Regions from separate parts of the Homo sapiens genome. Here region 1 is linked to region 2. A link is an interaction called in ENCODE POLR2A ChIA-PET data of the cell type or tissue named here. Cell type or tissue: Panc1. All regions are shown on one strand. Each heading gives the region's core, and the rest is flanking DNA. Links, peaks and the distances in the headings are about the cores only. Region 1 overlaps SULF2 (sulfatase 2). Region 2 holds the start of LOC101927377 (a long non-coding RNA gene).

Evidence for each region. ChIA-PET counts read pairs that join two places held together with the same protein. Peaks named below come from ENCODE experiments on the same cell type or tissue, not always from the same donor. Only the 100,000 strongest peaks of a DNase experiment are listed, where the experiment ranks them.
Region 1: POLR2A ChIA-PET joins it to region 2 with 5 read pairs; 2 of 35 experiments call an interaction of 5 or more read pairs at or near these places.

Annotation. Positions count from the first base shown.
Region 1 is chr20:47,703,308-47,706,214 of GRCh38, reverse strand. All of the region lies in intron 3 of SULF2 (sulfatase 2), which reads left to right. Among named protein-coding and RNA genes, the nearest start is that of SULF2, 81 kb to the left of the region's middle. In Panc1, for the core only: no CTCF peak of the experiment used is centred there; no DNase peak of the experiment used is centred there.
Region 2 is chr20:47,351,765-47,354,671 of GRCh38, reverse strand. All of the region lies in intron 1 of ZMYND8 (zinc finger MYND-type containing 8), which reads left to right. LOC101927377 (a long non-coding RNA gene) reads right to left here and starts at 2,111. Exons shown (of 2, transcript NR_134501.1): 1 at 1,932-2,111; 2 at 39-1,667. RefSeq lists an enhancer at 1,852-2,001. In Panc1, for the core only: no CTCF peak of the experiment used is centred there; no DNase peak of the experiment used is centred there; H3K4me3 peaks cover 2,500 bases; H3K27ac peaks cover 2,500 bases.

The DNA of each region.
Region 1 (2,907 bases), core at 121-2,620, 350 kb before region 2:
ACACTTGGTCTCCAGGGGCCTTCCTGGCTCTCACAATATGGCTCCAAAGACCTGAGGGGTGAGATGCTGGAGGGTTGGACCATAGGCAGGTTTATTTAAATAAGATAGGGTTTCTCAGCGACGTATGGTGGCTCACATCTGTAGTCCCAGAACTTTGGGAGGCCGAGGCAGGTGGATCACTTGAGGTCAGGAGTTCGAGACCAGCCTGGCCAACATGATGAAACCTCATCTCTACTAAAAATACAAAAATTAGCCGGGCATCATGGTGCACGCTTGTAGTCCCAGCTACTCGGGATGCTGAGGCAGGAGAATCCCTTGGACCCAGGAGGCAAAGGTTGCTGTGAGGCGACATCACGCCATTGCACTCCAGCCTGGAAAACAGCGAGACCCTCTCTCAAAAAAAAAAAAAAGAAAAGAAAAGAAAAGGTTTCTTGGATTAGGCGCTGCTGACATTTTGTCCTGGCTCAGTCTTTGTAGCGTGGGGGCTGTCACGTGCGTCGGCGAATATTGAGCAGCATCCTTGGCCTCCACCCACCAGATATCAACAGCACACCAAGTTGTGATGAAACCAAAAATGTCTCCAGACATTGCCAAGTGTCTCCTGGGGACAGAAATTACCCCCTTTCTGGCCAAGAGCCACTGCTTTGAGGAGCTGGATGCATTGAGGCATCTCCAACATTCCAGGTCCCAGAGAAAGAGAAGTGCAGGCCTTTAGCTTGCCCGGGAATCTCATGCTGCCTCCACTCCATCAGTTACTCCCTGACACCTAGCCAGGGACGCCCAGTCGCTGTTTAATTAGGCACCCACCACCTAATTACATTTCACTCTGTGAAAACTGGATATGACTCAGACTCAGAGACTGCAGCCGGTTCCCCGCCTCCTCCTCTGCAGAACGCCAGGTTCTTCCCGTTTATTTTTGCTCCATCCTCCCACACAAAGGGAGGTTCCATCCCGGACCTTACCCCTGAGGCTGCTGGGGGATCCTCCCTTCCTATTTTCACCTCCCCTGTGTACCCAGACCCTTACAGGAGGTGTTTCATCAGCTCCTCCCTCTGGAGCGGTCACCTCCCGGCCCTGCATGATGGGCAAGTCATTTAATGAAGTGCTCCCCTTTGCCTTGTATTTTGGGGGTTTCAGAATCCAGCCGCTTGGGTTCCTAAGGGGTTTTCCCACTCCTGGAAAGTGTCAGCCATCTGCCAGGTCACCAGGAAAACCGCTGCAGAGGGAGCCAGCTCCATCACAGCTCCCCCAGGGCCAGGTGGCTCTGTGCTTTCTCCAAGGACACTGGTGGATAGGTTGTCCTCTCCTCTAGGGGCACCAGAGCCCCATCCCACCCACTCTCCTCCTTCCTCTGGGGGTTCACCTCCCTGGCCTTTCTCTCTTCATCCTGGCTTCTCGGCCAAGCACTCACGTGCACAAGGCCCAGCGCTGAGCTGTCTGTTAGCAAGATCTCCTTACATCCCTACAACCTCCTGGAACGCTCATATTCTGTGCTCTCAGCAATACTCGTCAGAAATTTCAGAACCGCAGTGTCCTCATCTAGAAAGAGACGACTAGAATAGGATTGCTGTCTCTAGACTCAAATTTTCCCATTTCTTAAATATGGCTTTATAGATTATAATTATTAAAAATTATACATGCAAGCCAGACACGGTGGCTCTCGCCTGTCATCTCAGCACCTTGGGAGGCTGAGGCAGGCAGATCGCTTGAGCTCAGGAGTTCAAGAACAGCCTGTGCAGCATGGCGAGACCCCTTCTCTACAAAAACTACAAAAATAAGCCAGGCATGGTGGCATGCGCCTGTAGTCCCAGCTACTCGGGAGGATGAGGTGGGAGGATCACTTGAGCCTGGGAGGTTGAGGCTGCAGTGAGCCGTGATGGTGCCACTACACTCCAGCCTGGGTGGCAGAGTGTGACGTGTCTCAAAGAAAAAAAAAATGTACATGCAAAATAAAAACAGAAGAGGATCATGAAGAGGTCTTGTCTGTCTCCTTATCACAGAGCTTTTAGGCACATCCCCTTCCTGATGAATTAGGGTGATTTTCTTTAAGCTTTGTTGTTGATGTAAAGCGTGCATGTGGAAAAGTGCATGGCTCCCAAATCTCCAGGCCAATGAGGTGTCACCAACTGAACCACCTGCTCCAGCAAGAAATAGAACAAGATCATCACCCGAGAAACTCCCCTTGCTGCTCCCAGCCACCCTCCCCCAGTCTCCAGGATACCCACTGTTTTTATTCTAACATCATAGATTAGTTTGGCCTGTTCTCAAATTTCACATAGATGACGTCATATGGCATGTATTCTTTTGTATCTGGTTTATCTCTCTTAACATTCTTAGGTTGTTGAGATGCATCCCTGTTCTTGAATGTAGCACTAGGTCTTTCGTTCAAGTTTCAATGTAGCCTTCCGTTCTGTAAATATGCAACAATTTCTTTACCCATCCTTTTGTTGATAAACATTTCATTTGTTTCTACCTATTTACTATTACAAATGTGCTGTCATGTCTTGTACCTGAGTTTAGGTGAGTGTATGAATACTTTTCTGTTGGGTAAATACCCAAGATTTAAATTGTTGGGTAGAAGTTACCAATGCATTCAAATTTAGCAGACACAGCCAAAGAGTTCCCCACCGTGGTTGGACCGGTTGGGGCAGCCACTCAGTGTGTGAGGGCTCAAGTTGTCCCACATCCCCACCCATACTAGGTGTTGCCCATTTCTTTAATGTTAGCCATTCTGGTTGCTGTATAGCAGACAGAATCCAAGGGATCCACAAACTTCAATGGGAAAAAAAGTGACACTCTGGTTTTCACTAACCTACAGCTGAGACTTAGCATTTGCTTCCAATATGAGCATAAGCCATAAACCACAGTATGTTGGCAGAATCTGTAGCTTTGTCATCTGTAGAAATC
Region 2 (2,907 bases), core at 271-2,770:
TAATCTTTTTTCTTTCAAATGAGTGTCCAGTAGCCCACTTTCTGACACCGAATTGGAAAAAGGCTCATTTAATCAGCAGAAACGTACCACATTCTAAGTTGAGAAAAGTCTGTGCAAGGCAGGCCAGCTTAGCTTCTTAGAGTAAAACTGCAGGCAGTTAATGATGTTATATACTTAAAACTGAACAGTGCCACTGCCCCAAACAAGTAAGTTCAGACACTCAGCTATTTTCTTTGTTCTTATCTCCTTGCTGTAAATGGAAATTACATATCGAGGTTCTTGTGGCCTCCCTAGAAGCAATATCTAATCATAAGACTCCTGGTTTGGTGCCTTCAACGTTTGCATAATACTGTGTTTGTTGGGCTGGAAGGGAACTTAAGGGCAAGGCATTTGTCCTCTAAAAGCTTGCATTAAAATGGCTCCCACAGGTTTGGAGAGCCAAGATCTGTTTTCAAATGTACAGCCCCCAGCAAGTTCCCAACCCTGGACCAAGCTAGCCACTTTTCCTCTGGTACTGTGACCCCTACCAAGCATGAGTCTGTAAAAAGTTAATTGCTTTCAAAGTAGCATTATTTTCCAGTTTCAGGAAAGGGGGAAAAAAATAAATGTCTGCATTGCAGCAGGACTAGGTAGGGACGGCAGTACTGGCTCCCAGAGCAGCCCAATGGGGTTCTTCTACTCTAGCTTTTAAACCAATAGACTTGGAGGAAAGGTTAAAGATTGACAATTGCAGTGGCCGAACTAAGAACGGGCCTTCTGGAAATTTCTACCATCTTTGTTCCTTTTAGGAAAAGCAGATCTGCCAAGCAGAAGCGTCTCCTACCTTCCATTCCTAGGTCATCTCCCTTCCCTGCTTCCCCCCAACCCCCCTTCTTTTTCTCATCAAGGTAGAATGTTCTCTCTGCCACGTTTGTAAATTGCAGAAGGAGGAACAGAATGTTGGGCTGTTTTCCTTTTTCCTTCTGCCTCCTCAGTCCCCAAAGAGGATACACAGCTGCAAGGAGCAAACACAGACACACTGAAGCTTTTGATTCCTCTCCTTTTTTTTCCTTCAAGACCCTCCAGGATGGATTCACTTTCTGCTTTGGGAAATTAAGTGGCATTCACGTGGGGGAGGGGGAGTAACTGCTTTTATTAGCTCCAGAAAATGGTCAGTGTTCAGTCTGTAACTAGGAATTAATTATATATAATCACTCAGTAAACTTTCTACAGAGTTTTTCTAATTGCTGAGCCTGATCATAGTTAGCCCGTTGGCGCCAAGTCCAGTTACTTTTATAATTAACAGCTCAAAGATTTGAGTCAGAAAGAAACAATTGGGGGCCTCTTGGATTATAAATTAGGGATGAAAACAATAGCTTTTTTTCCTTTCTTTCTTGTCATCCCTTTTATTTTCAACAAAACATTTCCCCTTTTCTTTCCCTGGGAGAACCAGTGGGGAGACTGCATCAGGTCTTAAATAGGATGAGGGGGGAGACACTTTTTAGGAAGTGGGGTGACAGTAACCTAGAAAACCCTGGAGGCAAAGGTAGGTTTTTAAAAGTCCAGCCACTTGCAACGCGTGATGTCTTTGTTTCTTTTGCCCTCTTTCCCCTTCTCTCTCCTGTGGCAGAGGCAGCAGACATTTGTCAGCCTGGGAACCCTCAATCTGGCTTTGCCTCTGGTTGACTCTGGAAAGAAAGATACATTCAAAGGGGCCTTCGCTACTGCACAGCAGAGATTTAAAAAGGGAATATGTTTCAGAACCCTTTGGTTACTCTTAAAATGCAAGATCTGAGCAAGGGTTCACCCTTGGCTTCAGGTTGCTAAGGTTATGGTCACCCTCCCCGCTACTTCCCACTCTCCTTGCAGACAAACAAACAGGCAGTGGCCATGCCAGCTCTGCAGCCAGTGTGCTGCCAGCCTGTCCCCCCCATCCCGATTACCTTACCTACCGGCCGGCGGGGGCCAGTGGCCCGTCCTTGCCCTGGCATGGCCTTGGGCACTGTGCCCTCCTTTCTCCCCTGGAGCTAAAAAGCAGTCACCTTGAAACTCCTCACTCCCAGCACCAGAGGAGTTCTGAGGCCAATGCTCAGACCTGTAACAGTAAATGACGTTATCCACTCAGGCTGTTAGTTCGGCCTCTGAAAGCGGGTTTTGCAAAACCCATTGTTAATTCTCAGGCTCTGTTGGGGGTGGTCAGAAATCTAATTTGTGAGTATCCTGTGCATTGGATAAGGGAATGTTTTCCTTGTGTTTCTCCTCTGCAGACTCGGATTGTCTTTCCTTGATGTTAACTGTCTTAGGACTGGCTGCTTCAGAGGGCTGGGTATTTGGTGGCTGTTTGCAGGCTTATAAACAGCCTTTTTATTTTACCTTTGCCGTAGACTGAGGTGCAGCCCTTTAGCTTGGCTTTTCAGATGCCTGCTGTCCTTGAAGCACTTTCATTTTACCTAGCGCCTTTTTGGTATGGATGCAAAGCTGGTTTCTAATAGACTGAGAAGAGAAGGGGGACCGGGCTTCCTCCTTGCCTTCCCCCAGGCTGCTCCCTGGGAACATTTTTGTGTTTGCACAGACACCTGTCCGTCTGCAGTTTGTGCCACGGGGCTGCACGATTCCTAACCTTCTACCCACCTAATTTGAGGGCAAGGGGGCCTCATCACAGAGCCTCATGTTGAAGGCTCAGGATCTACAAGAGAAGGCTTTTCCTTAGGAACCTGTGACTTCACAAACTCTCCCTGTCATTGCAGAGTTTTTTTTAAGCTTCTAAACGTTGGGTTGTTGGTGTCCTTTGGTTCAGCTTTTCCTAGTTCTGGTATTTAGGAAGGTGGCTTTGAAACTCGCAGGGCTGCTTAAACAAGAGCTACAGCTATTGAACAAACTGCTACCATTTTAGCTTCAACACAGGAATGAGGCAGTGTTGCCAGACGC